Regions from separate parts of the Homo sapiens genome. Here all the other regions are linked to region 2. A link is a loop called in an ENCODE intact Hi-C map of the cell type or tissue named here. Cell type or tissue: PC-3. All regions are shown on one strand. Each heading gives the region's core, and the rest is flanking DNA. Links, peaks and the distances in the headings are about the cores only. Region 1 holds the start of LOC124901530 (small nucleolar RNA U13). Region 2 has its middle 110 kb from the start of CEP57L1. Region 3 has its middle 130 kb from the start of CD164.

Region 1 (10,397 bases), core at 1,096-9,095, 89 kb before region 2:
CTCTAGGAGATTCTAGTCATTTTAGGAGTAAATGTGAGGGATCCATATTTGCCTTATTTCTTAGACCCTTACTGCAAGAGTAGGCTACATATACATAGATTTGTATTCATTTTGGGTAAAAATCTAACTTAGGGGCCTGTGGGTCACTCAGTGCTGGGATGTGGAACCCAGCCTGAGTCTGGATGACCATCCTAGCATCTAAGTATGTATATCCTAGTTACTGGCATAGAGAAGGAGCTAGTCAGAACAGGATAGCACAGTGGAAAGTGATGAGCCCTTGGGGAACATGGCTGGGCTCACACTTACAGGGCTACCAGAATGTCAGCTGGTCTGAAATATCCCTGTGAACATAGTGATCGTTTTCTACCCTGAGAGGACATCCCTGTTATTAGGATTGTGAAAACTGATCACAATGCCTCGACGTGCAGTCCAAGGCAGGAGTGAGACAGGAAGCCCACAGGGCATTTCTGGAGATGCTCTATCTTGACAGCTGGTCCACATGCAAGCAGCCTTCTTTCCTCCCTAGCCAAGTACTGGGCTCCAGCATCTACCGACTAAGAAAGCAGAAAGCAGAGAGTTGTGGGAGGGGGAAGCTGTCCATGAGAGCCTGATCAGGCAGATCCAGGGCTGAGAACGGTTGCTAACATGTATAACATGTGCTCTTGGCTTTAAGAACAGATGAGCAGATCAGATTTCATATCCATTTGCTGTTTTATACAATAAAAAATGTGTTTTATTTTTGTTTCCAGCCCCAAATAATAGAGTCCAATCAGCAAACTCTTTTATGACTCCTCTAAATCTGATAGTTCTATTGGACTGAAGAGTTCACCAGAAAAAGAGTCATATTAGAGTGAATTGTGCAAGAACTTTTGTGGTGGTGGGAAGGAGGAGAGGTGGTCAGGGAGCCTCATTTGTTCAAGGCCTAGTGTGTTCGGTCTAAAAGTAATATACTCTATCAGGCTATGCAGTAACCAGGGGAAATTTTTCTAATCCTCTGCAACGACAATGAAAAAAGGAGAATATAAAATTACACATACCTTATGGTTAAAGCTGGGTAAAATGTAAATATGGAATATATTTGGGCATGGGCTAGAAGGGAGTAAAGATAAATAAAATTATTTCACTTGTTAGAGTGGCTGGCTTACAGGTGATTTTTTTTTCTGTCATTTCCATCATTTATATACTACTGGCAGGTGATCGCTTCCCAGCAAAATTGTTGTATGTTGATATGTAGTATTATCATTAAAATACAGATGTGGAGGCAGGACTGCCTTTCCTTTGTTATTTTACTGATCTTTAAATCCTCATTCTGACTTTCCTTCCTTTGTGGAGTCAAGAGGCTTGGTGGGAGGGGAGGTGGCAGGACAAGCAGCCTGGCGGTGGGGACAGGGCAGAGGGTTGTTGCAGGCAGCGATGGTGGTGAGGCTAGGGTGAACCCTGTGCCAGGAAACATTGGGAAAGGAGCCTTTGCTCATGTCTTTCCCAAGAGGGTCCTGTTTGGGAAGTCAGAGAAGACAGACAGCCAGGCAGCCAGAGAGAGAGGGAGAGAGAGAGGAGTCACAGTGGCCCTGTCTCTGCATGAAGACTCAGAGCTCGTACACTTCATTCCTCGTTTGTCTAGAGAGTTCCTGAAACCCTAAGTTCAGTGTGAAGTATTTGGGCTTTAATTGGCCTCCTTATCCTTTGCAAAGGAAGTCACAGTGTAAACGTCCACATTCTGATTACATCCTCTGCTTCACGTGGACTTCAAAGGGAGTTACTGGCTTTCAGGGAAGGAGAGAATTGGCTGTATCCACAGAGCTGGTCCACAGTGTCTAAGAGCTGTTTTCGTCAGTCAAGGGGAGGACCAAAAGCTGAAATCTTGAGTTTCCCTCAAGATTTGTTTTAAAAATACTTTAAAGCATACAAATCCACAAAAGTAATTTGAACTAACTAAAAATTAGAACTAACAATTTAGAACGAACTCTAAATTGTTCTGAGATGGCTTAAAGAAACAGACTCTCATTTCATCTTTTCCCTTAGTTCTTCTTGCCTCCTCTGGGAAACAGGCCAGGAACTAAGCAGCCTAGTCTTTTTAAAAAGATTATCTTGGAGGGGATATATATTTTTTTAAGTTTGCTCTTTATTTTGAGCAAAGCAGAGCATGCAAAACTGTACATTTTCCCTGGAGCACAAATGTGTAACATGACAATGTGGGCCTCTCTGCATGCTTCAGAAAGCCTGGGCCCCACATATCTCAATGGTTTCTGGGTTCACAATGCAGAAATGGCAAGAAAACAATTCCCTTCTTCCTGAATTCTAGGTCCTCAACTTGGCCTCATTTCCCATTGTTCCTCAGAGCCATACTCATGGTTCGTTCACAGGTAGGTTCACTACTCTGGACTGGCCACGTGCAGTTCTGCCTGCTGCTTTCGCCAGTGTCCTTTTCTTATGTTGCTAGGACTGTCCCTCCTATTTTCTACACTGATCCAAGTCCACTCCTGTCCAGTCTGGGAAGCACCCCAGATCACCTCCCTGCAGATTTTGCCTGGGGGCGCCCTTTACTCCCAGCTGCTGTAGGACTTCCTAAGTAGTGACTTCACCAGGAAACATGGCTCTGGCTCTCTCGGTTCTATCTCATCTCCATGTAACACCTGCCTCCCCATCTCAACGGCAGGCAGGACATTTCTCTTGGCCACACTCCTTCTTCCTGTGCGTTAGCTAAAGCTCAGCCCCCACACCCTCCTGACATCCAACAGCTCTCCGAAGAGTGTCTTAGCTTATTTTCTGAGTAAGCCCCATTTACAACAGTCCCCAAACTAGTAAAAGGAAAGGACCTAAGAGTGCTTTGGAGCTTCTTTAATCGGATGCTTATGTTGAAGACTTGTGAGTCACTCTGAGAGCTCATTAGCCTGCAACAATTCTGTGCCTTCTGCTGAGGCGGCACCACTACCATTCTCCCTTCATCCTGCCACTCCTAGACACAGGCATTATCCTCCTCCCAGATCAGCACTCATGCCCTTCCCTATGTCTACATCTAAATGTTTACAGAGCCCTTCAGTGTTCCTTAGCACAATGCAAATATACCTGCCACCAGCTCCAAGGTCTCCCACAAATGTATTTCCTTTATGCACCAACCAGCCACAGGGGAATATCCTCAGATTCTCTGACATTTGTTTTAAGAGCAATTAGGTTTAAATAGGCATATTGCCTCATTTCGTAGGCTCTTCTTCTTTAAAATCCCTGGCTACTATAGTATTTTGCTATTAATTTATATTTACATGACCAGTGACATTATTTGGATGGTAGTCACATTATTAAGGCAAGATTACTTTCCCTGATTCTGATAAATGTAGCTTAGTAAACATTTTAGTGTCTTTAATTCACCTCATGTGTTTATCTTATAATATAACCTGTGCTGATGAGCACTGGGCGTATAAAACTACAGCCTCAATCATTCTTACCACAAAGACTTTTAGGTCATTGATAGCTAACCAAGGGCTGTTTACAAGCTTCTTAATAGGGAGTGATTGGCTCTGACCTTGCCATGTGAGTTTATGAAGGCCAGGAAGGAAACGGGAACGAAAGAAAACTAATATTTAATGGGGGCTTATATATCCTAGAATTTTTACATAAATTTCAATCCACAGAACATTTTTATGAGACAGATACTATCACCCCATTTTATAGATGGACAAGCAGAGACCCAGAGAGTAAAGTACCCAGCTTTCAGTAACCAAGTGGCAGAGGCAGAGTAAGAACCAGGCCTCCAGACTCCCAACTTGGTGCACTTTGGGGTATAGCCCGTGAATGTGGAATCAAACAGATAGCTGTGCAGTGTGGAGACAGTCTATAAGACAGTTTGGACTTTTCCTTTGCCCTTCTGATTGCTGTCATTTATGAGAGTATATTGTAGTTCTGTCTTTCCAAGTATTAAGAGCTTCATAGAACTTCCAGTGAATATTGAAGGTGATTTGAATCACCTTTAATCACTCACCAATGCCCTCAGTTCCTCCCCAGTCACCTCTCAAAGGGTTGGGACTTCGAGGAAATTCAAAACATGCTGGACAATTGCCAAGCTTAGCAAAACTGACAAGGTAGGCCACGATATCATGCAGAGGAGCTATCAGTTGTAGAGTTCGCTTTAAGGCTTTAAAAGCTGCCTGTGGATAAAATTAATACAAGGAAATACGTTTTAGGAAGTTTCTAAGAGGCATATAAAAATATATGAACACTGAATGGGGATGATATCTTTAAACAAGAATATTTCCATAAACATTGTCACAGTATATACAGGATAATATCAGAAAAAGAACAATAAACCTATTGATGAACCAAGGTTACATGCCCTTGGACAAGGGAACCCCTGTGGGGGGTTAAAGCAATGTGTTTCTTTGTTTAAAGTCACTGAAGGCCATGAACACATCAAAATGTTTGTATGGCCGTCAATGAATTACAAGGGTCACAAATCAATTCATAGAAGGGACTCATATTCAGACAACAATCTTGAGAGAATACCTGTAAGCAAGGTATAGATATTTATCAACATTGTTTAAACCAACACATGACTGAAAATCAAACCATGGATCTTATGTATCAATGTCCAAGTGGAGGAAAAGTGAAAAATTATGATCTAACTGCAGAAGGTAGTATTTCCATATTTTAAAAATAAAAGTCTGAAACTTCTTCAATGAAAGTAGGGGTAAGAAACCAAGGTTGCTAAACAAGATTTCACTTACAAAGAAAAATCAGAATATTCCCAAATGCCATTTTCAACATTGTATTTTATTTCTTTAGCAAATACTTATGTTTTATGTGTTTCTGTGTTTTCTTTTTTAAAAAAATTGTTACCAACATTGCCCTTAATCAGTAAGTGAGTTACACAGAGCACCCCTCAGAAAACAGTAACCCTAAGTTACAAGTGTGATCTCAACCTCTCATTAACTTCAGAGCACCAGTGGGGTTTTTTGGAAGGGTTGGAAAGAAATTGAAGATTAATAAGAAATGTCAGAGGCTTGAACTAATGTTCATTAGTGACCAGGGAGAAAGAGAAATCAAAGCATAGTGAGGCCCAAGACAAATTATAATAAAGCAGAAAAGGCTGCTGTGAAAAGATTTCAGTAGTTAGATGTCTGAATAAAAGAAGGGATGTTCTCTGGAATTGATACGTTTAACTGTGAGACAAAAACCAGCCAGTTTCCATTCTGGCACACATGCAAAAAAATACAAACCTTTTCTGGCAGAGTTTTGAACATAACCAGCACTTCAGAAGAATGGGGTATGAACCATCAATTGAGGAAGACTTTTCCATCCGCTGACAGCAAACATCGTGGCCGGGGCTGAAATCTTCTGCAAGTGTTAGAAAAAAGGACCCATAGCACGCATTGCCCTCTAAACAAGAGGCATCATGAATGACCCTGTTGAATCACCACCCTCCGTCACACAGGCCTGTCACCATAGGCCCAGCATCCACGCCCCAGGGCAGCAGCCCTTTTCATGCCACTCCCAGGTGGCCAGTTTATAAATAACTCAACAGGAAGAAGAGCAGTTAGGCTGATTTTAGCCAGAGCTGTGTGGGGGAAGGAGTGGGGATGGAGGGAGGGAAAAGGCATGGTAAGAAAGGACAGGAAGGCCATGAATTAGATGGCCAGCACCACACTAGGTGGTACATATATTATGTCACTTAATTCACCTGGCAACCTCAGGATGGATCTATTTTTGTTCCTCTTTCACAACTGAGGAAATTGATGCCCTGAGAGGTTATGGAGATCTACCCAGCTCCGAAAAGACAAAGTTAGAATTCAAATGAATATCTCTTTGGGAGGCTGAGGTGGGTGGATCACGAGGTCAGGAGATCGAGACCATCCTAGCTAACACGGTGAAACTCCATCTCTACTAAAAATACAAAAAATTAACCGGACTCGGTGGCAGGCGCATGTAGTCCCAGCGACTCAGGAGGCTGAGGCAGGAGAATGGCGTGAACCTGGAAGGCAGAGCTTGCAGTGAGCGGAGATCGCACCACTGCACTCCAGCCTGGGTGACAGAGCAGGACTCTGTATCAAAACAAAACAAAACAAACAAACAAAAAAGAATTCAAATGCACATCTATCTGTCCCACTGTAGAATCTGGGCTCCAGAACCAGGCTCTGCTTCCTCTTGCCTTGACATCACATTTGTTGCCAGGTTCTCCAGCTTCTGGTCTTCTTTTCCTTCTTTCTTCTCCTCTAAATACCATATTATTTCTTAATAAGGTTAGTCATCTCTTCGTTTAGTCATCTCTTTGTTGCAGGTTTATATACAAATATATTGTCCATATATGTCTGGTTTAAGGATTCAAACAAGCCCAGGTAGGTACACACCACCTGGCCTGAGAAAAGGAATGTTGCCAGCACCCTTGAAGCCTGATGTGCACTTCCCTGGTGGCCCCCAGATGAACCACCATCCTGATGATTAATTTTAAATAATTAAATTTGATTAAATTATTTATTTAATTTATTTATTTATATTTAATTAATTTATTTAATTTAAATAATTAAAATTGATTAATTTTACATTTATCAATGCCTTGTTTTTTTTGGTGGAAAATCCTTGGTGCATCCGTGCTGCTGCAAATGACTGATTTGTGGGTTATTAGGTTGATTCTATATCTTGGTTGTTGTGAATAGTGCTACAATAAACATAAGTCTCAGGATTTTAATCAGTTAATTCTAAACTCAGGAATAAAGTATGGTCTTAGTTTGGAGAATTGCCTTTCTTTTAGCAACCACAAAGTCAAACAATTCCTGTCCTGAAACAGATCAAAACCAGCGTAATCCAGTCTCATCTCTATTATTCAGTTCACCATGCTCATTCCTGCCCAGAGGTAACAATGAATATCAAAACTAAAAAGTTGCAGGGTCTGCATCCAGGCACATGGGACTGCAATCCACATGCTGGCAGGTGCTGCTAGCAGCAAGGACTGAACCAGTCCTTCCTTGGCCTCTGAGAAGCACATGTGTCCCTGGAGCCACTGGGCTGTCTACCAAGTGCTATCCTTTACTTCTTATCTGTTATTTCCTGCCATTTCCAGTCCTGCCTGCAGTGAGCAGCCGTCGGCTGAGAAGAGCAGAGATGACTGCAGAAAGCTTTAGGTGCTCAGTACATGAAGCATAGCCTGGTTCTCAGCCCCACAAGCAGACTTGCCCCTGCCCCTTGTGGATGGCCTGCCAATTATCTGGCCTGGCAGTTCCCCAACCTGCTCAACACTGTCCCCTTTCATTCCCCTTCAGCTGACCACTTCTGGGCCACACCCAAGACTTTATTATCCTCTGAAACCATATCACCTCCAAAGTCTTAACTTTCCCAGCTCCATATTTTATTCCTCCAGTTTTCTGAGTCATCCACTCTCACTAAACTTCCCTTCCTTTATTCCCCCAAAATAGGTCCCTTGACATCATCCAGTCCTCTGGTCTCCCCTTCCATCTGTCAGCTCCTTTCTGACCTCACTCCCTTCCCTACCCAGACTGGATCTCACAGTCAAGCATGCGAACCACTCTCTCCCCAGCACCTTCAATTCTCTGCTGCTTTGTACTCACAACCCACCTACCTATCAAAGCCCCAGTTCTGGGTCCCTCCAACCACTCAGCTTGCTGTTTCTGATGTCATGCTGCTAAGCACAGCTGGAGGAAATCACACTGCTAATTATACTGATGGAAATGGTTTCCAGCCTGAGGTATGTCACCCTGGAACAATCCTTTTCCTTTCCTTTGATCAGCTCTCGTGCCCATCTTCTTGTTTCATAATTCCAAGCCTTCTTTAAGGCCCCCATACCAAATTCCTGCCAGCAGATGATGACATGGTCTGCTATTTCATGATCAAATTAAAGGCCACTGCTGGAACTCCCTCCCTTTCCTGATGGCCTATTTCCCCAACCCCCACCCCTAATACACACATACCCTCCCTTTCAACCAGGGTCAAAGTCAGAGGTGCACACCTTGGATACAAAATGAAGACAGCCTCTCCCCTCCATGCTCCTACCTTCCAGAGGCAGCTGGGAACCATGACACTGTGGTAGCAGCATGGCTAATGGAAGCCTATGACAGTGCAGAGGACGCCCAACAAGAAGCACCTGAGCCTTGTTGGGAGGCTGGTGGAAGAAATTCACAGCTGAGGCTTCTGAGCTGTGATTTCTCATCTCCCTCCATATCCCTTTGTCCCAATGACATTGCCATCTTTTCCCCTCCATTAAGAAATTGTGGTAAAATATGCATAACACAAAATTTACCGTTTTAGCCTGTTTTTGTTTTTGTTTTTTTCAGAGCAGGAGTGGAAGTTTATTTAAAAGGCTTGAGGATTCTTTTGTAGTTCATGAGCCTGATGATTGGGTGTTCACACGTGTGTGTGAGATGTGCTATTCTCGAACCTTGTTACAACGTCGTCGCATTACCTGTCTGACCTCAAACTGCTACTGGGTGGACTGCAAGAAAGGTAAAATCTGTTACTCACGACACGTGGAATTTCTGTGCCGTTTATGTGTTGTGGGGAGAAACACTCAAATTCTCCCAATACATTGCGAGTCCCACAGAACAGGCACGCATTTGATGGCCTTGAAGAAGTGTTCGTTGTATTTGCTGAACCTCCTGAGAGGCCAAGCATGCCACCAACACATTTCAGATTAGTTAAGCGACAGGGCCAACCACGTGCTCCCCACGCCGCCTCTGCTCCAGGCGCGCTCACACAGGCTCCCCTAGAATTTCTCCAGGAAGCCGTTGGATAGGGCAGAGGTGGCAGCTCCGCCAGCAGCTGCTTCTTCACCGGCTGTGTCGAGTGAGAACGCCGCCTGTGCTTCCCGGAAATGGGCTTCAGCTCCTCTAAGGTCGTGGCGCAGCTGGACCCCAAGACTGAGTCGCCGTCCAGGAAGCGTGACTGGGCAACGGGGCCTGGGTCTGGCCGGGGTCTGGCCGGGGTCAGAGCTGAAACCGGAGTCCGAGTCAGAGGGGAAGCCGGGGCCGGGGCCAGGCTCCAAGAGGCCGCAGGGGTCCCAGACAGAGCTTAGCTCGACGTCACAAGGTTCGGGGCCGGGGAGGTCCCGGAGTGGGATCAGGAACTGGAATCGCTGCCGGGCGGGGCTTCAGGGCAGCCCTCGGAGCGGCGGCCGTCGCTGGGGCAGGGGCAGGGGCCACAGCCATCCCCGGCGTTGGAGGGGGACAACGCACCCCTGCCAGAGGTGGAAACCCCGGAGACCCCGTCTGCTGGCGCCACTGCCACACCGACTGCCTGGAGGCGCCGCTCTTCTTCCAGTGGCCGAGGTGGCAGGTGGACGCGCACCCCTGGATCTTCCTGCTGGCGCCCATGATGCTGACGGCCGTGCTGGGCGCCGGCTTCCTTCACCTTCCCAAGGACGAAGAGGAAGATCTGCAGGAGCAGTGCATCCCGGTGGGGAGCCCGGCCAAGGCGGAGAGACGCTTTGTGCAGGGCTATTTCACCACCAACGATTCCTACCGCCTCTCCACCTCCAGGAGGTGCACTCAGGCCAATTTCACCTGGATTCTGGTGGGCTCCCACAGCAACCCACTGCTGGAACCGGACATCTTTGCAAAGTCAGTAAATTGGACAGCACGGTGCAGGATCTACGTGTGGCACAGGGAAACGGAAGCCAGATCCAGTACGAGCAGGTGTGCGTGAGGTACAAGAGGCTCTGTGTGTCCTCCAACCCGTTCCTGGATGTCTGGCAAGTGGACAAAACGTTCGACCTGAGCTACAACCACAGTGAGCATCCCTCTGTCTGATCGGCTTCTTTGGAGGACACATCTTGGGATGTAACTGGCCTAGGTAATGGGCCAGTTCCTCCTGCAGTCCAAAGCCATGTGGCTGCTGAACTGCCTGAAGAGCACCCTGAGGACAACGTGCAGAGCAAGATGGCTCACCCATTCCCTCAACCAATTTAGCAACATTAAGAACAGTCTGGCCTTGAAGAAAATCGAGGTACCTGGTAGTTCAGGTTTACAGGGAGGTCAGGAGGATGTGGGAGGGATGAGGAAGACTTGCTCCGAGAACCCTAACAAAAGCACTGCATGACTACTTGATGGGGTCCTTGCCTCACAGCTGGGTTTGCTCTACTGTATTTGGTACTTAATCTGACTTTCTTTCTTTTTTTTTTTTTTTTTAAGGCGAGTCTCGCTGTGTCACCCAGGCTGCAGTGCAGTGGCACGATCTCGGCTCACTGCAACCTCCGCCACCCAGGTTCAAGCGATTCTCCTGCCTCAGCCTCCCGAGTAGCTGGGATTACAGGTGCCTGCAACCATGCCCAGCTAATTTTTGCATTTTTAGTAGAGACAGGGTTTCATCATGTTGGGCAGGCTGGTCTTGAACTCCTGACCTCAGGTGATCCACCTGCCTTGGCTTCCCAACGTGTTGAGATTACAGGCATGAGCCACCGC
Region 2 (10,397 bases), core at 1,542-9,541:
AACAAAATTGAAAAACCATTAGCTAGACTACCTAACAAAAAAAAATCTGAATAAATCAAATTAAAAATGAAAGAGGAGACATTAAAACTGATACCACAGAAATACAAGGACTAGGCCGGGCACAGTGGCTCACACCTGTAATCCCAGCACTTTGGGAGGCTGAGGTGGGTGGATCACCTGAGGTCAGGAATTCGAGGCCAGCCTGACCAAAATGGAGAAACTGCGTCTCTACTAAAAATACAAAATTAGCCAGGCATGGTGGCAGGTGCCTGTAATCCCAGCTACTCGGGAGGCTGAGGCAGGAGAATTGCTTGAACCCGGGAGGCAGAGGTTGTGGAGAACCAAGATTGCGCCATTGCACTCCAACCTGGGCAACAAGAGCGAAACTCTGTCTCAAAAAAAAAAAAAAAAATACAAGGACCATTAAAGACTATTATAAACAACTATAGGCCAACAAATTGGAAAACCTAGAGGAAATGGGTAAACTTCTGGACACATGCAACCTATCAAGATTGAACCAGGAAGAAGTAGAAAACCTGAACAGATGAATAACAAGGAACACAACTGTATCAGTAATAAAAAGTCTCTCAACAAAGAAAAGCCAAGAACTGGATGACTTCATTGCCGAATTCTACCAAATTTTTAAAGAATTAACGTGGATTCCTCTTATACTATTCCAAAAACATGAAAAGGAGGGAATTCTTCCAAATTCATTCTACAAGGCCAATATTACCCTAATACAAAACCCAGACAAGGACAGAACAACAAAAAAGAAAACTACAGGCTGATATTCCTGATGAACATAGATGCAAAAATCTTCAACAAAACAGTAGTAAACCAAACCCAACAGCGCACCAAAAGATTAATACACCATGATCAAGTGAGATTTATCCCAGGGATCCAAGGATGATTCAATATACACAACTCAATAAACTTGATACATCACACAAAGAGAATGAAGAACAAAAATACATGATCATTTCAATAGGCACAGAAAAAGCATTTGATAAAATTCAACATCCCTTCATGATAAAAACTCTCAACAAATTAGGCATAGAAGAAATTTACCTCAGCACTATAAAGTCTACATACGACAAACCTACAACTAACATTATGAGGAAAAGTTGAAAGGTTTTCCTCTAATAGTTGGAACAATATAAATGTGCCTACTTTCCCCACTACAATTTGACACTGTACTAGAAGTCCTAGCCAGAGCAACTAGGCAAAACTAAAAACAAAGGGCATTCAAATTGGAAAAAAGGAAGTCAAATTGTCTTTTTGAAGACAATGTGATCTTATATGTGGAAAAACCTAAAGACTTTGCCAAAAACTCTTAGAACTGACAGACAAATTTAGTAAAATTTCAGGATACAAAATCAACATACAAAAATTATTGGCATTTCTATACACCAATAACAAACTAGCTGAAAAAGGAACCAAGAAAGCAATTACATTTTCAATAGCTATAAAAAATATTATGTAGGAATAAAATTAATCACACAGGTGAAAGATCTCTACAATAAAAACTACGAAGTACCAATGAAAGAAATGGAAGAAAACACAAAAAATGGAAAGAAATACCATGTTCATAGATTGAAAAGATTAATATTGTTAAAAATGACCATGCCCAAATTGATCCACAGATTCAAAGCAATCCCTATCAAAACACCACTGACATTCTTCACAGAAATAGAAAAAATAATCCTAAAATGTGTACGGAACCACAAAAGACCCAAACAACCAAAGTAATCCTGATCAAAAAGAACAAAGCTGGTGGCATCACATTATCTGACTTCAAAATATACTATAAATATACTGTAACTAAAGCAGCATGGTACTGGCATAAAAACAGGTACATGGATCAATGAAACAGAATAGAGAACCCAGAAATAAATCCTCATATTTATAGTCAAGTGATTTTTAACAAAGGCACCAAAAACATACATTGGGGAAAGAACAGTCTCTTCAATAAATGGTGCTGGATAAACTGGATATCTGGATATGCAGAAAAATGAAACAAGACCCTTCTCTCTCCATATACAAAAATCAACTCAAAATGGATTAAAGATTTAAATATAAGACTCTGAACTATAAAACTATTAGAAGAAACTATAAGGAGAAACACTTCGGGACATTGGTCTGGGAAAATATTTTATGGATATAATCTCCAAAGCATAGACAACAAAAGCAAAAATAGACAAGTGGGATTATTTCAAACTAAACACACACACACACACACACACACACACACACACACAAATAATCTGATCTAGAAATGGGAAAATTATCCTGAATGGATATTTCTCAAAAGAAAGTATGCAAATGACCAACAAGTATATGAAAAAATGCTCAACATCACTAATCATCAAATGCAAATCAAAAACCACAATGTGATATAATCTCATTCCAGTTAGAATGGCTATTAACAAAAAGACAAAAAAAATCAAATTCTGGCAAAGATGCAGAGAAAAGACAACTCTTATACACTGTTGGACTTATAAATTACCATAGCCATTATTGAAAAAAGTATGGAGGTCCCTCTAAAACCTATAACTAGAACTACCACATGATCCAGCAATCTCACTATGGTGTATAAATTTTTAAAAAAGGAAATCAGTATATTGAACAGGTATCTGTACTCCCATGTTTATTGCAGCCCTATTCACAATAACCAAGATAAAAGTATCCGTTAACAGATGAATGGATAAAGAAAATGTGTTATATATACCCAGTGGAATACTATTTGGCCGTAAAAAGAATGAGATCCTGTCATTTGCAACAACACTGATGAGCTTGGAGGACTTAATGTTAAGTGAAATAAGCCAGGCACTGAAAGGTAAACACATGTTCTTACTCATGTTCTCCACATGTTCTTACCCATTTTCACAAGCTAAAAAAGTTGTTCTCATAGAAGCAGAAAGTAGAATAGTGATTATTAAGGCTGAGAGGGTGAGGGTGGGATAGGGAGAGATTGTTTAAAGGATACAAAATTATCAGTAGATAGGGAAAATAAGTTCTTGCATTCCATAGCACTGTAACGTGACTGTAGTTAACAATAATTTATTGTATATTTTCAAATAATTAGAAAAGGGGATTTTGAATATTCCCAGGGCAAATAAATAATAGATGTTTGAGAAGATGGATATGCTAGTTACCTTGATTTGATAATTATACACTGTATGTATCAAAATATCACTCTGTACCCTATAATTATGTACAATTTTTGTCAATTAAAATATTTTAAAAAATAATTTAGTTGAGTATTTTGTTTCACAGATAAAGAAGCTAAGGCTCAAGGAGGTTACATGACTAGACAAATATCACAGGGAGTTGGTGTTAAAGCTGGACTAAAATCCAGTTTTTTGGGTTTTGGTTTTGGTTTTTGTTTGTTGTTGTTATTGTTGTTTGAGACAGAGTCTCACGCTCTCACCCAGGCTGGAGTGCAGTATGCAATCATGGCTCACTGAAACCTTGACCTCCTGGGCTCAAGCCATCCTCCCACCTCAGCCTCCTGAGTAGCTGGGACTACAGGTGTGTTTCACCACACCTGGCTAATTTTTAAAGAAAATAATTTGTAGAGACAGGGTCTCTTTTTGTTGCCTACGCTGGTCTTGAACTCCTGGGCTCAAACAATCCTCCTGCCTTGGCCTCCCAAAGTGCTGGGATTACAGACATGAGTCACTGTGCCTGGCCCTAAAGTCCAGCTTTTTGACAATTTTTTATTCTCTACTGAAAGCTAACAGGATTTTTAAAGTGTGGCAATTAGATTAGAAAGTTTAAAATAAGGCCAGGCATGGTGGCTCACGCCTGTAATCCTACAATTTTGGGAGGCCGAGGTGGGCAGATCACTTGAGGTCGAGAGTTCGAGACCAGCCTGGCCAACATGGTGAAACCCCGTCTCTACTAAAAATACAAAAATTAGCTGGGCATGGTAGTGCACGCCTGTAATCCCAGCTGCTAGGGAGGCTGAGGCAGGAGAATCGCTTGAGCCCAGGAGGCAGAGGTTGCAGTGAGCCGAGATCACGCCACTGCACACCAGCCTGGGTGACAGAGCAAGACTCTTGTCTCAAAAAAAAAAAAAAGTTTCAAATAAAGCCGTCATGGTGAATCCATGCCAACATTTTTAAAAAGGGAAAGAAAATTGCATATTTTGAGAATGATTTTAGAAAACATCTACATGGAAACATGGTTATTTTCTCACCTTCAAAAACTTTGCTTGGAGTTGCAATAATGCATCTGTTCTTCTCCGTTCTTTTAATTTAGTCAAAAGCTTCTTTTGCCATGGATCACATTTTGGCTTGATCTAGTGGACAAACATGTTCACATAAAGTTACAACATAACAGAATGATTCTCAATAAAAGTTGCAAGCAAAGAGATTCAAGGACCTTCTGAAATGGTATCTGGCTTTGGTGCTAGGTTGGCTAGGACAAGTGAGCTTTTGGAAAGGGTCTTCATGGGTTCACAGATCCATTGAAGGAGACAGCAGCACCAGTTCCTGTTGGTGCCTGGACTATAAGATGCAGTAGATCTATCTGGGATGACACCATACCACCCACAAGCAGCAGGGACCCTAAATCCATCAGAGTTGGTCATTGCACTTTATTTACAGGGCAAAAGAAAGTTCACCCACAGACTCCATGTGACTCCACATTTAAAACATCTTTCATATTAATAAACTGTATTTCAAAAATAAGTTCTGTTGCTGTAAACACCATTAACACTCAAATTTATATCTCAGCCCTAAACTCCAGCCTATTATATCCAACTACTCCTTTGATATCTATTCTTGGATATCAAGTGTAACAATCTAAAACAGAAAGTCTGGCTTCCCTTACATAGACTACCTTGTTCCTCAAGCACTAGATGGAACTAGGAGAAATCTTTGATTTCTCTCAGTCCATCCTGATTCACTCCTATGGTCTGAATGTGTTCCTCTAAAATTTAAATGTTGAAACCTAACCCCCAAGGTGATGGCATTAGTAATAGAATTTGGGGATGTGATTAGATCATGATGGTAGAGCCCTCATGAACAGCATTCATGCCCTTACAAAAGAGGCCTGAGGGAGCTTGGCTTTTTTCTTCCACCATGTGAGGACACAGGGAGAAGCAGAAGCCTGTAGCCTGGAAGAGGACCTTCCAGAACTTGACCATGCTGGCCCCCGATCTTGGACTTCCCAGCCTCTAGAACTGTGAGAAATATATTTCTGTTCTTTATAAGCTACCCAGTTTATGGTATTTTGTCAAAGCAGCCTGAATAGACTAAAACAGTCATACAAAATTTATTTGATTTTATTTTAATTTTTAGATGGAGTCTCACTCTGTCGCTAGGCTGGAGTGCAGTGGCGCAATCTCAGCTCACTGCAACCTCCACCTCCCAGGTTCAAGTGATTCTCCTGCCTCAGCCTCCCAAGTAGCTGGGACTACAGGCTCATGCCACCACGCCCAGCTAATTTTTGTATTTTTTTTTTTAGTAGAGAGGGGGTTTCACCATGTTGGCCAGGATGGTCTCGATGTCTTGACCTCGTGATCCGCCCACCTTGGCCTCCCAAAGTGCTGGGATTACAGGCGTGAGCCACCGCACCTGGCCAAGATTTTTCTTTTCTTCATGATACAATCAATCCTTGTTGTTTGTGGATTCCATGTTTGTGATTTTGCCTACTATCTAACATTTTTTGTGACTCAAAACTCAATACTAGTAGAGTTTTCACAGTCACTCATAGGCGTGTGCAGGGTGGTAAAAATTTGAATCACTCAATGGGCATATTCTCAATTCAGTATGAACAAGGCAACACTCTGCCTTCTTGTTTCTGCTCGCATATTACAAACAAGGATCCTTTTGTGGTCCATTTAGTGCCACATTCTTCACATTTTTGTGCTTTTTGGTGGTCATTTTACTGTTGAAAATGGTCCCCATGGGTAGTGCCAAAGTAATGTCTAATGTTCCTAAGCATTAGAAGGCTGTGTGATGTACCTTTTGGAAAAAATACATGTGTTAAATAAGCTTCATTCAGGCATGAATTATAGTGCTGTTAGTCATTAGTTCAATATTAATGAATCAACAATATATTTTAAATAAGATGTCTTTAAACAGAAACACACATAAAACAGTTATGTATTGATGAGTGTTCCGACGAGAGGTTCACAGGAACTAACTCTATTTCCCCTAGGGGTAACGATTCAATATTTGCTAACTCAGTGTTCCTGGTGACTTTCCAGAACACAACTACCTTGAATAACAAGAATTGACCATAGTTAGCACTACCTAAAATCATCTTATTTAGTCTGCTTACTTGCATATTGTTTGTGAACTGTGTATCTCCAGCATGAACGGCCACACCTGATATACAATATGTACCAAATAAATAGTTTTTGACTCAATGGTTGGATTTACACAAGTCAATCACACCCTTGGATAGTAAGCTTAGCTCTTGCCAAGTATCTGAGATCATTAGTAATAAGCAGGGAGTTTGGGCCCATTAGAGTGGGGTACTGGCATCTGGAGAACCTTCAGAGAAGGCAGATTAGCATAGCAAACTTCGATATAGAGCCAAGGCAGGCAAAAAGCTGGGACAGTGTGGCACACAAGGCCAGGTTCTCTGAGTTGCCTCCCTTGAGGACAGGGAAGCATCTCCCCTAGTCAAAGAGGACAGTTTGCTGAGGGCACTAAGGAGAGGGGACAACAGGGACTACATAAACCTGTTGTTGCCAGGTTGCCTAGCCTGCTTAGATGACACTGTGACACTGCTGACATCACTGATAGATGACTATCACTACAAGTCTCTTTACCTTTATGAAGGAAATCCAGTTGGCTTTCTTTTTCAGGGTCATTCTGGGTCCTGCCAAACCCAAATTATCTGCTTTAGCTATTCCAGCTTCACAGTCTGGAAACATTTGCAATCTCTGTTGCTCCATGAAGACGCTTTGAAATTTTTGGGAAACCTAAACAGGATGAAGTGAGAAGTGGAATCCAGAAAAAAAGTCTCAGAGAGTGGGCAATTTCAAAAACAGCTACTGGTTGTCTTTGAAATAGCCTTGGAATCAAACTAATTTATAAAACACAACTCTGTGATAGTGACAAGACCTTAAATTGGCATACTTGTGTGGCGCATGTTCTCAGTCAGCTCATTACCATAATTGTGTGTATTACCTGTTCTGAATGTCTGCTCCAGAGATTGGAAATATATTAATGCATTTATATATATATATATTGAACTGGAACCTAAATATAAGTGAGAAGTAAATTGTCCACCTTTGAAAATGCATTCACTTTTTCCGACCACCCAATAAACTATTATAGACTAAATAAGGATTAAATAAATCCTGTTCTCAGAGGCCTGACGATGCTAGAACCTGTTAAACTCTTTAAGGCATCTCAACCTATTCCCTTCATAGCTTACTTTCAGACTGAGGCTACAAGTGCTTTCTACGACATCGGTTCCTACTGTCAAAATGCTGAACATTCCTTCTTCCCCCTCCAGTGTGGGCCCCTGTGGTGGCACCTTCATCACTGTACTTGCCACGTTGTGTCAGGATTTCCTCACTACATGGTGAGCCCCATTCAGGGCATAGACTATGAATGTCAAGAATTCACCACATGGTGATGGCCACACAACAATGTGAATGTACTTAATGCCACTGAACCGAACACTTACCAATGGCTAAAATGGTAAATTTTGTTATGTTATTTTACCACTCATGTGTGCACATGTACACACACAGTAAGAAACTACCACAGTGCTGACACATACTAGGGCCTCAACAAAGGTTTCTGGAATGAGTGAGTAAATTTGTGAGTCACAGAGCTGAAGATTCTTCTAGTAATAATGCTACTACCTCTGAGGTTGTGCTATCCAATGCTGTTGCCCCTAGCAACATGTGGCTGTTTAACATTATGAATTAATTAGAATTAAATAAAATTTGAAATCTAGTTCTTGAGTTGTGCTAACCACATTCCAAGTGCTCAGATAACTATTAGTGTATGTGACTAGTGGTTAACATGGGACAGTGCAAAGGCAGAACACATCCATTGCTTCTGGAAGTTCAGTGAGACAGTGCTGGTCTATGACTGGGTTGGCAAACTTCTTAAAGGGCCAGATAGTAGGTGTTTTAGCCTTTATTGACCACAAGGTCTCTGTCACAACTACTCAAGTCTGCTGTTGTAGTGTGAAAGCAGCCATAGAAAATACATACATGAATAGGCACGGCTGTTGCTAGGGTCTGAATGTTTGTGTCCCCACAAGATTCATGTGTTGAAATCCTAACCACAAAGTGATGGTATTAGGATATGGGAATTTGGGGAGGTGATTGGGTCATGAAGGTGAAGTCTTCAAGAATAGGATTAGTGCCCTTATAAAAGAAGCCTGAGAGACTCTTGCCCTTCTACCATGTGCGGACACAGCGAGAAGGCACCACATATGAGCCAGAAAGCGGGTCCTCACCAGACATCAGACTACCTTGATCTTAAACTTTCCAGCCTCCAGAACTGTAAGAAATAAATTTCTGTTGTTTAGAAGCCACTCTGTTTATGGTATTTTGTTATAGCAGCCTGAATGAACCTAAGACTGCTGTATTCCAAAACAACTTTATTTTAAGAAAACAAGTGGGGCTGTAGTTTGCTGACCCTGCTCTTAGGCATTAGAGTATCAGAATAAACAGCACCTAAACATAGGAACTCTTCCTAGGCAAAAAAGTTGATGTAATGTGACTAGTTATCTTGGAACACAATTAGTATTTCACATAATACTATCATAAGAAAATTAAAAGTGGAAATTATCATCATAAAAAGGAGACAAGCTGTTCTTTGGGAACAACATGGCTTTGTTGGAGTGCTCCGCCAGACTTGTGTTCACTTGTTTATCATTAATAATAGTCTCCTGGGCCGGGCGTGGTGGCTCATGCCTGTAATCCTAGCACTTTGGGAGGCCAAGGCGGGTGGATCACGAGGTCAGGAGATCGAGACCATCCTGGCTAACACGGTGAAACCCCATCTCTACTAAAAATACAAAAAATTAGCTGCGCATGGTGGTGGACGTCTGTAGTCCCAGCTACTCAGGAGGCTGAGGCAGGAGAATGGCGTGAACTCAGGAGGCAGAGCTTGCAGTGAGCAGAGATCGTGCCACTATACTCCAGCCTGGGCAACAAAGCAAGACTCCGTCTCAAAAAAAAAAAAAAAAAAAAAATAATAATAATAATAATAATAGTCTCCTGGGCTATAATTAACTTACATTTATTTTGGTTCTTCTTAAACACCATCATATTCTGATTCTGTGTTTTGCCTATCATAATCCTTGATGATAATAAGGGGAGGACACTCCCACAGAAACACTCTGCTGGAGACAGTGCTGCTGGTGGCATGAAAAGAAAGGCAAAAGCTAAACATCATCACCTTCAAGGAAACAAGAAGACATGTGATACCACTGGTTCCAGTGAGCTTAAAGAGGTTGTGTTACATACTAATAAAAATCATGCTGGGCCAGGCGCAGTGGCTCACGCCTGTAATCCCAGCTCTTTGGGAGGCCGAGGCGGTGGATCACTTGAGGTCAGGAGTTCAAGGTCAGCCTGGCCAATGTAGTGAAACTCTGTCTCTACTAAAAATACAAAAATTAGCTGGGCATGGTGGCGCATGCCTGTAATCCCAGCTACTTGGGAGGCTGAGGCAGGAGAATTGCTTGAACCTGGGAGGTGGTGGTTGCAGTGAGCTGAGATTGCACCACTGTACTCCAGCCTGGGTGACAGACCGAGACTCTGTCTAAAAACAAAACAAAACAACCTCCCCCCACCCCACACACACACACAAAATCCTGGTAAAATTATGCTGGAACAAATGGAAATGCAAGTGGAATTTCAAACTCAAGCAAATGGTGATAGCACAGACGGTAGCTTACTTCTTACGTAAAGAGCATTCAAAACTATTCAGATCTTATTTTTACATGTTTGGATCCATCAATCTCTTATTTTTACCTATCAAATATATACACTTGCAAATAATATACAGTTAGAGCGTTATTGTTGAAACTTTTGTTATTATAAATCTGAAGCTTGGCCAGGTGCGGTGGCTCATGCCAGTAATCCCAGCACTTTGGGAGGCCAATGCGGGCAGATCACCTGAGGCCAGGAGTTCAAGACCAGCCTGGCCAATATGGCAACCCCATCTCTACCAAAAATACAAAAATTAGCCAGGTGTGTCTGAGGCAGAAGAATCTCTTGGACCCAGGAGGCGGAGACTGCGTTGAGCTGAGATTGCACCACTACACTCCAGCCTGGGTGACAGAGCAAGACTCCATCTCAAATATTTTTAAAAATCTGAAGCTATCTACCTATAGTCCTATTTTTCTCATTCAAACAAGTTTTTTTTTTTTTTTTTTGAGACAGGTTTTCACTATGCTGCCCATCCTGG
Region 3 (10,397 bases), core at 1,340-9,339, 47 kb before region 2:
AAAGACTATACAGCAAAACTGTCAATAATCAATATTTACTCAAATATATAACAAAATAGCTCAAAAGTGACTACATAAAAAACAAATAATTTCCATGGTTATTAGTTTCTATTTTTCATCTGAATCTTTATCTCTGCTCTCCTAGAATGTTAATGGACAAAGACAATTTTTAAATGCTGTATGTAACTGCTGGAATCATTCAAATTGACTGTAAGGGTGTTATATTTCATAAATGGATGAGGCCAGAAGCAAAAAAAAAAAACTCATCTGTGGGTTATTTCTTTAGATATAAAGGGTTCAGCACAAGTCGAGGGTCCTTCTATACCTACACAGAACTGAAGAACATTGTAACTCCCTTTACATTGATGCAAATGGTATCTTTCTTAGTCCCGAATCTTTAAAAAAAAAAACAAAAAACAAAAAACAGCCTAAAGTCTGGAAAGGAATCTCACCAAGCAAATAATACTTGCTTTTGAGACTATTCTGGCAGGTTTTAGTATCCATATAACCCTAGCCTGTTCTGCCAAAAACCATTTCCTGAACAGTAAATGTTTGCCATAGCAAGCTGCACACACACAGCTGGTGTCTCAAGTTTATTACAGAGAAGAAATCAGTCCTGTGGAAGGTCTATGGGGAAAATGCAGAGTTTTGAGCCCGGGGCTCTTTCTCAAAAAATGAGAATCTCCCCTATTTGGTCCCGTGATGCCCTGCCTGCTCCCAAGATAATACCATAACCCATTATGGCAATTTCTTACACAAAGTCTGCCTTTACTGTTGGACTGTATACCTCACAGGAACATAGAACCATGCCTGTGTTGTTCATATCTGTGTGCTAAACAAATATCTGTTGGTTGTTGAAAGGAAGTATGTAATTTCTCCACCCATTTGGAGGCAATTGAGAGATTATGATCTAGAGCCACGCAGATCAACCTGGGGCTTGTCACCTGCTTCCCACTTTCCTCTACCCTCAAAGGTTAAAAGGGAATGAGGTAGATGGTTATGCTGCCTATCTAGGGGGTGACAAAGTGTGTACCCTCTCTGAGTGGTCACAGGAAATTTAACTCTGTTCCTTAAATTTAACTCTGCTGTGACCCTCCAAGGCAAATCTGCAGAAACCTCTTTAGTACACTTAAATTCCTTTTTAAGAAGCTTTTAAGCACATCCAAGTTTTATATGTGTAGGCTCGTGTGGTGCATCTGGTTAAATCCTGACAGCATCTCAAGAGTAACTGCTTTTTCCCCAGGCCTTTTCAAGAGAATAATGATTCTGTACCCAGTGGCATATGCTTAAATTCTAGCCTCCTATTCTTTATTATTCACAAAACAAACAGATATTCAATATACAAGGGAATCCCTCCTTCGTGGCCTTTGTACCTACTTCTTTCATCTCCCCCAAGCACTTGAGAAGTGCTTTATAGAGTAGTACTGAGATTTAACACTCTACCCTTAATTAATCTAGAAGATCACATGTAAAATGTCTAAAGACAACATCAACTTACCAGCTATTGTTGATGGAAATAAGTTGTTTGCAAACTATATTAAGGGGAAGTCCAAATGTATTGCTATTGTCCAGATGATCCTCTCGCCAAAGCCTCTGGACATACTCCCGCTGACGTTCTATCTAAAAATGTAGCATAAATATTAAAATTAGAAAAGTTAAACTTTCCCACGGCCATGAGTTATAAGCCTTGACATGAGAAGGATTTTGTCCCTTTGTGTCTCTTCATCATTTGACTAATTTTCACCCCGACATTGTTTTGAAGACTCTTTTGCAATGGGCTGGTTTCTCAGTCTGAGCCAGACAGCCAAGGGAAGCAAAGGCAACTGACTTCAGACAATTTTAAGAAGCAAAAGAGAAATCTTTCTGTTAAATAGTTGACTACATGGAAAAAATTTCAACCAGGTGGCAATAATCCTTTGTCTCTTGTTTGCTTCAAGCCATTAGCGTTTCCCTAGAGGACATACAATATGATGGTTTCTTTCAGTGTCCCAAAAATAATCACACTTTTTAAAAAATAAACACAATTTTATACATTAATGTCAAAAAGATATATCATTAGTTCTCCTTTCACTACAAATAAACTTCGCGATCTAATGAAAACTAAGGTCATCAATTCCTTGTGGACTATTAACTCTAATTAGGGGCGGAAATCTCTCTTTAAGACCATAGTTATACTGGGATTTCAACAATGCAAATGAGCTTACAAATAAGTCTGCTGTACATGCTGGCCTAGAAAACACAGATTCCAGATCTGCAATGGAAGGAAAACACTATTTTCATTTCTGGCCTGTGTTTTCCATCCTCTTCTCACATGCAGTCTTTTAAAACCCAACTACACTCACCTGCTGGTTGAGGATGCCCCTCACTAACTGCAGGTGAAGCCTCAGGCAGGTGCATTCCTCTTGGTAGGCCTTAATGAAATAGGGGTGGCTGAGATCAAACCTCGGGCGTCGGTGCACGATGTCCGTCATCACTTGTGCTAAGGTAAACCTCTCCTCAGGGTCCAACGTGTGCTGGTAGGCTTCAAAGTAACTGTCAAGAAGCTGCAAATAAGGTTGGTAGTCAGGGATCAGCAGAGGCAGCCTTGGGGCCCAGCAGAGCGACGGGAGGCCCCATCGTACTGTGGGCAGATGCAGTACCAATACAATGCAGTGCAGCTAGTAAACCTACAGACAGAGTTAGAGAGGGAAAGGGAAAGAACACATGCTTTGGAGCCAGACCTAGACTTGAGTTTGAGTTCCTGCTTCCATCCCCTCTTCCTCTGGTCTCCACAAATAAAAAGGGGTTATGTAATTATCATATATAATAATTATTAGCTCCAATGAGACAACACATTAAGACACTTAAATGTATTTATCTCCAACACCTTTCTCCAAGGACTCATTCTCCTTCTTCCATTTTATTCCATCACCAAAGCTAGGTAGGTGGTCGCCTGACTTCTACAGTCTCAGCCCCGCTTTTGACTCCTCCTCTTTAATAGTTTGTTCATACTTCACCTACACAAAAATGATACAGGTGGTAGAATGGAAGGCTGAGGGTAAATGTGCTTCCTATATACAAAGTGATTTATCCCAGACTCAACTCCTCTAGGTTGGGCCTTATAAACAGAACTCTCCAAGACATCAAGTGTCCAAAACCCCAGTGGAGCATCTGTTTTAGTGGAGTTCACAAGTCTTTTCTAAAAACCCAGAAAAGCTTCCAGACACTAACTGCTGAAGAGGGTTCTTAGTGTGGGAATTCAGAAAGAGATGCCTGTTGATTTTGCTTTTACATTTGTCTGTGAGCTTAAGGAATTCCTGTTCTGTGTGTAAATTCTATTTGTGTGTGATTAATCATGATGCTAATCAGAAAATGCTCTTCAGAGATCACTGGGTTGGAATTCCCAATTGGGACCCTAGGGCAAGATAAGTAGCTCTGATGTGTACAGTACATAATAAATCCCTTCTCCTGTTAATCTGTCTTTTGTCAGTTTCATTTTCAGGGCCCAGGCACTCAATCTAAGAAGGCAGAGGAAAAAGTTTTTCCTCCTCTACACAAAAGAGTTGAACCCTTGAGAATGAATAGCACACTAGGAATCAAATACTGCTTTATTAAGAGATACTTTATTATGGAGACCCAATGCTAAGGCTCAAGGAGGAAGAGCCTGAAGCACTTTATTCAGCACCTGGTTTTGTAGGCTATCCTTTGGGTATAAGGGACCTTGGATCAACCTTAGTATGAAAAGGGAAACACCAAAGGAAACTAAAAGCTCAGGTCACAGAGATGCTTCACAAGTCAGAAACTCACACATCAAGAGTGCAAAGTGAGGGAAGGTGGAGACCATCCTTGCCTTTAAATGAGCCCTAGGGAAAATGAGGCCAGCTGAGTGATCTTGGTTACCTTGTTCCATCCACCAACCTCTGCTCTATAATAACGCTCAATTATTACATAGCAGAAGACAACACAGAAATGAAGGAAGAATGACTGGATGGGGGTAAGAAGGGTGTCCCTCAGTAGCCCCAGGTGAAGATTAGGAAAGAAACAATTACTTCCCTAACCATTCTGGACTCACTTGAACCTTTTTTAGCTGGGCCAGGGCAATCCCAGAAGCTGATTTATCGTATTTATACTTCCTTGACCTGTTTTTGCACAAAGAGTCCAATTGTTTGGTTATTTAGCAGGAGGAGTTTGTGGGGAGTTGGGGGTGGAGGAAAGGTTCTGGGTGGTGATTCCAACCTGATGATACCAGATTGTAGAGGCCCATGCTAAATTGCCATTTTATTGTTATTGATAGGGCTGTCAGATTTAGCAAGTAAAAATATAGAACATTTAGTCAAATTTGAATTTCAAAAAAAAAATACTTTTTTAGTATAAGTATGTCCCAAATATTGCACTATTTTATCTGGTAAACCTAACTGTGGGGAAAGAAACTGTGGCTCTCTTTTTAAATTGATGAAGCTTCTTCAAGCTTTGTGCTCAACCTCGAGAGGCTCTCAGACCGTTGCATAATTTTATTATGAATTCTTTCCCAACAGGGATGGGGCCAAGATCTTTCTGCCTCATGGGTTCTATTTATTATCTGTTTGCTAACTGGCCCATTTCCATTTCAACTCTGGGCTGGTATTTGTTTAAGAAGTCTTCCCAGTCTGTCAAATGTCACCTGTGTGTGTCAAGGGCCAACTCTCAGGCAAGAAAATATGTGATGCATGCTGATGGTAAGCACAAAATATTGGAGAAAATGGGAAAATAGACAAAATAAATAATCTCAAACCTTACTGTGTTTATATTCTTTTTACTTCAAATTTTTTATTTCTGGGATTTAAAAAACTTCTAAAATAGTATTTTAGGTCAAATGAAAGTGCAAAACAGAAAATCTTTGCTAGACCCAACTTAGCACAGGAAATTTTCTTTTTGGCTTTTCTAAGGAATGATCTTTTTATCCAGTACATGTGTCCTTCAGTAGCTGTAGAAAGACTTAGCAGATGGTACAGTGTCACTTTGGAGCTGGTACAGCTGATAACTGACTTTTCTAAGAATCCCTTGATCTACCTAAGTTTCTACCAGCTCTAATTTTATGAGCCTTCATACATAATATGGTTATTTTAAGGATTTAAAAGAACCCAATATGTTCAAGCAATTCTTAACCCTAGTGATACCAATATATTTAACAATCAAAAACAGCTGAGGAAACTTGGCTGTAGAAATAGTACCAGGGCAAATCAACTACTTTAGATAGAAATCTGGCTTATCCATTAAAAATAGGCTCTTTTGACAAAATTTCTGACTTGGCCATATTTTACACTTTTCGCACTGATAGCTCAGTTTCTACAGGGAATTTATTCTCAGGATAGAAATGAGGGAGATATTTTCACCAAATGTTTTTAAGTCAAAATAGTTTCATTTACCATAGAAGGAACTAGTGGACAATCCCGACACCTTACCACAGAATGAATCCTAAGATGAAGTGTGGAGAAATTGGTTCGTTTTTCAGTCTTCTCTGCCTTCCTCCTCTTCTATTGCCATTGAGTCCTGCCGGGCGCCTCCAAAGGAGGCCCAGAGGCATTGAAAGGGAAGGTAGGGAGAGAGAGTACAGAAAGTGGGGGTGCTGTTTAAAATTCATGCCTAGGCCGGGCATGATGGCTCACGCCTGTAATCCCAGCACTTTGGGAGGCTGAGGCGGGTGGATCACGAGGTCAGGACATTGAGACCATCCTGGCTAACATGGTGAAATCTTGTCTCTACTAAAAAATAAAAAAAAAGGGAAGAGGAGCCAAGATGGCCGAATAGGAACAGCTCCGGTCTACAGCTCCCAGCGTGAGCGACGCAGAAGACGGGTGATTTCTGCATTTCCATCTGAGGTACTGGGTTCATCTCACTAGGGAGTGCCAGACAGTGGGCGCAGGTCAGTGGGTGCACGCACCGTGCGCGAGCAGAAGCAGGGCGAGGCATTGCCTCACTTGGGAAGCGCAAGGGGTCAGGGAGTTCCCTTTCCGAGTCAAAGAAAGGGGTGACAGACGCACCTGGAAAATCGGGTCACTCCCACCCGAATATTGCGCCTTTCGGACCGGCTTAAAAAACGGCGCACGACGAGATGATATCCCGCACCTGGCTCGGAGGGTCCTACGCCCACGGAGTCTCGCTGATTGCTAGCACAGCAGTCTGAGATCAAACTGCAAGGCAGCAGCGAGGCTGGGGGAGGGGCGCCCGCCATTGCCCAGGCTTGCTTAGGTAAACAAAGCAGCCGGGAAGCTCGAACTGGGCGGAGCCCACCACAGCTCAAGGAGGCCTGCCTGCCTCTGTAGGCTCCACCTCTGGGGGCAGGGCACAGACAAACAAAAAGACAGCAGTAACCTCTGCAGACTTAAATGTCCCTGTCCGACAGCTTTGAAGAGAGCAGTGGTTCTCCCAGCACGCAGCTGGAGATCTGAGAACGGGCAGACTGCCTCCTCAAGTGGGTCCCTGACCCCTGACCCCCGAGCAGCCTAACTGGGAGGCACCCCCCAGCAGGGGCACACTGACACCTCACACGGCAGGGTATTCCAACAGACCTGCAGCTGAGGGTCCTGTCTGTTAGAAGGAAAACTAACGAACAGAAAGAACATCCACACCAAAAACCCATCTGTACATCACCATCATCAAAGACCAAAAGTAGATAAAACCACAAAGATGGGGAAAAAACAGAACAGAAAAACTGGAAACTCTAAAACGCAGAGCGCCTCTCCTCCTCCAGAGGAACACAGTTGCTCACCAGCAACGGAACAAAGCTGGATGGAGAATGACTTTGACGAGCTGAGAGAAGAAGGCTTCAGACAATCAAATTACTCTGAGCTACGGGAGGACATTCAAACCAAAGGCAAAGAAGTTGAAAACTTTGAAAAAAATTTAGAAGAATGTATAACTAGAATAACCAATACAGAGAAGTGCTTAAAGGAGCTGATGGAGCTGAAAACCAAGGCTCAAGAACTACGTGAAGAATGCAGAAGCCTCAGGAGCCGATGCGATCAACTGGAAGAAAGGGTATCAGCAATGGAAGATGAAATGAATGAAATGAAGCAAGAAGGGAAGTTTAGAGAAAAAAGAATAAAAAGAAATGAGCAAAGCCTCCAATAAATATGAGACTATGTGAAAAGACCAAATCTACGTCTGATTGGTGTACCTGAAAGTGACAGGGAGAATGGAACCAAGTTGGAAAACACTCTGCAGGATATTATCCAGGAGAACTTCCCCAATCTAGCAAGGCAGGCCAACGTTCAGATTCAGGAAATACAGAGAACGCCACAAAGATACTCCTCGAGAAGAGCAACTCCAAGACACATAATTGTCAGATTCACCAAAGTTGAAATGAAGGAAAAAATGTTAAGGGCAGCCAGAGAGAAAGGTCGGGTTACCCTCAAAGGGAAGCCCATCAGACTAACAGCGGATCTCTCGGCAGAAACCCTACAAGCCAGAAGAGAGTGGGGGCCAATATTCAACATTCTTAAAGAAAAGAATTTTCAACCCAGAATTTCATATCCAGCCAAACTAAACTTCATAAGTGAAGGAGAAATAAAATACTTTACAGACAAGCAAATGCTGAGAGATTTTGTCACCACCAGGCCTGCCCTAAAAGAGCTCCTGAAGGAAGCACTAAACATGGAAAGGAACAACCGGTACCAGCCACTGCAAAATCATGCCAAAATGTAAAGACCATCGAGACTAGGAAGAAACTGCATCAACTAACGAGCAAAATCACCAGCTAACATCATAATGACAGGATCAAATTCACACATAACAATATTAACTTTAAATGTAAATGGACTAAATGCTCCAATTAAAAGACACAGACTGGTAAATTGGATAAAGAGTCAAGACCCATCAGTGTGCTGTATTCAGGAAACCCATCTAACGTGCAGAGACACACATAGGCTCAAAATAAAAGGATGGAGGAAGATCCACCAAGCAAATGGAAAACAAAAAAAGGCAGGGGTTGCAATCCTAGTCTCTGATAAAACAGACTTTAAACCAACAAAGATCAAAAGAGACAAAGAAGGCCATTACATAATGGTAAAGGGATCAATTCAACAAGAAGAGCTAACTATCCTAAATATATATGCACCCAATACAGGAGCACCCAGATTCATAAAGCAAGTCCTAAGTGACCTACGAAGAGACTTAGACTCCCACACATTAATAATGGGAGACTTTAATACCCCACTGTCAACATTAGACAGATCAACGAGACAGAAAGTCAACAAGGATACCCAGGAATTGAACTCAGCTCTGCACCAAGCGGACCTAATAGACATCTACAGAACTCTCCACCCCAAATCAACAGAATATACATTTTTTTCAGCACCACACCACACCTATTCCAAAATTGACCACATACTTGGAAGTAAAGCTCTCTTCAGCAAATGTAAAAGAACAGAGATTATAACAAACTATCTCTCAGACCACAGTGCAATCAAACTAGAACTCAGGATTAAGAATCTCACTCAAAACCACTCAACTACATGGAAACTGAACAACCTGCTCCTGAATGACTACTGGATACATAACAAAATGAAGGCAGAAATAAAGATGTTCTTTGAAACCAACGAGAACAAAGACACAACATACCAGAATCTCTGGGACGCATTCAAAGCAGTGTGTAGAGGGAAATTTATAGCACTAAATGCCCACAAGAGAAAGCAGGAAAGATCCAAAATTGACACCCTAACATCACAACTAAAAGAACTAGAAAAGCAAGAGCAAACACATTCAAAAGCTAGCAGAAGGCAAGAAATAACTAAAATCAGAGCAGAACTGAAGGAAATAGAGACACAAAAAAACCCTTCAAAAAATTAATGAATCCAGGAGCTGGTTTTTTGAAAGGATCAACAAAATTGATAGACCGCTAGCAAAACTAATAAAGAAAAAAAGAGAGAAGAATCAAATAGACACCATAAAAAATGATAAAGGGGATATCACCACCGATCCCACAGAAATACAAACTACCATCAGAGAATACTACAAACACCTCTACGCAAATAAACTAGAAAATCTAGAAGAAATGGATAAATTCCTCGACACATACACTCTCCCAAGACTAAACCAGGAAGAAGTTGAATCTCTGAACAGACCAATAACAGGAGCTGAAATTGTGGCAATAATCAATAGTTTACCAACCAAAAAGAGTCCAGGACCAGATGGATTCACAGCCGAATTCTATCAGAGGTACAAGGAGGAACTGGTACCATTCCTTCTGAAACTATTCCAATCAATAGAAAAAGAGGGAATCCTCCCTAACTCATTTTATGAGGCCAGCATCATTCTGATACCAAAGCCGGGCAGAGACACAACCAAAAAAGAGAATTTTAGACCAATATCCTTGATGAACATTGATGCAAAAATCCTCAATAAAATACTGGCAAAACGAATCCAGCAGCACATCAAAAACCTTATCCACCATGATCAAGTGGGCTTCATCCCTGGGATGCAAGGCTGGTTCAATATACGCAAATCAATAAATGTAATCCAGCATATAAACAGAGCCAAAGACAAAAACCACATGATTATCTCAATAGATGCAGAAAAAGCCTTTGACAAAATTCAACAACCCTTCATGCTAAAAACTCTCAATAAATTAGGTATTGATGGGACATATTTCAAAATAATAAGAGCTATCTATGACAAACCCACAGCCAACATCATACTGAATGGGCAAAAACTGGAAGCATTCCCTTTGAAAACTGGCACAAGACAGGGATGCCCTCTCTCACCACTCCTATTCAACATAGTGTTGGAAGTTCTGGCCAGGGCAATTAGGCAGGAGAAGGAAATAAAGGGTATTCAATTAGGAAAAGAGGAAGTCAAATTGTCCCTGTTTGCAGACGACATGATTGTATATCTAGAAAACCCCATTGTCTCAGCCCAAAATCTCCTTAAGCTGATAAGCAACTTCAGCAAAGTCTCAGGATACAAAATCAATGTACAAAAATCACAAGCATTCTTATACACCAATAACAGACAAACAGAGACCCAAATCATGAGTGAACTCCCATTCACAATTGCTTCAAAGAGAATAGAATACCTAGGAATCCAACTTACAAGGGATGTGAAGGACCTCTTCAAGGAGAACTACAAACCACTGCTCAAGGAAATAAAAGAGGATACAAACAAATGGAAGAACATTCCATGCTCATGGGTAGGAAGAATCAATATCGTGAAAATGGCCATACTGCCCAAGGTAATTTACAGATTCAATGCCATCCCCATCAAGCTACCAATGACTTTCTTCACAGAATTGGAAAAAACTACTTTAAAGTTCATATGGAACGAAAAAAGAGCCCGCATCGCCAAGGCAATCCTAAGCCAAAAGAACAAAGCTGGAGGCATCACACTACCTGACTTCAAACTATACTACAAGGCTACAGTAACCAAAACAGCATGGTACTGGT

What was found. A loop is a pair of places that touch in the nucleus more often than their neighbours do. Peaks named below come from ENCODE experiments on the same cell type or tissue, not always from the same donor. Only the 100,000 strongest peaks of a DNase experiment are listed, where the experiment ranks them.
Region 1: it touches region 2 in a loop (3-fold over the local background); 4 of 110 quality-filtered maps call a loop at or near these places.
Region 3: a loop joins it to region 2, with 4 times the contacts of the local background. A loop is called at or near these places in 4 of 110 quality-filtered maps.

What each region holds. Positions count from the first base shown.
Region 1 is chr6:109,289,272-109,299,668 of GRCh38, reverse strand. It overlaps LOC124901530 (small nucleolar RNA U13), which reads left to right and starts at 8,311; the gene lies at 8,311-8,414. It also overlaps the pseudogene CCDC162P and the pseudogene PTCHD3P3. RefSeq lists an enhancer at 7,428-8,627. In PC-3, for the core only: no CTCF peak of the experiment used is centred there; a DNase peak (open chromatin) is centred at 5,448; H3K27ac peaks cover 4,062 bases.
Region 2 is chr6:109,200,258-109,210,654 of GRCh38, reverse strand. It overlaps the pseudogene CCDC162P. Among named protein-coding and RNA genes, the nearest start is that of CEP57L1, 110 kb to the right of the region's middle. In PC-3, for the core only: no CTCF peak of the experiment used is centred there; a DNase peak (open chromatin) is centred at 6,014; H3K27ac peaks cover 3,486 bases.
Region 3 is chr6:109,246,594-109,256,990 of GRCh38, reverse strand. It overlaps the pseudogene CCDC162P. Among named protein-coding and RNA genes, the nearest start is that of CD164, 130 kb to the left of the region's middle. RefSeq lists an enhancer at 5,266-6,044. In PC-3, for the core only: no CTCF peak of the experiment used is centred there; no DNase peak of the experiment used is centred there; H3K27ac peaks cover 2,158 bases.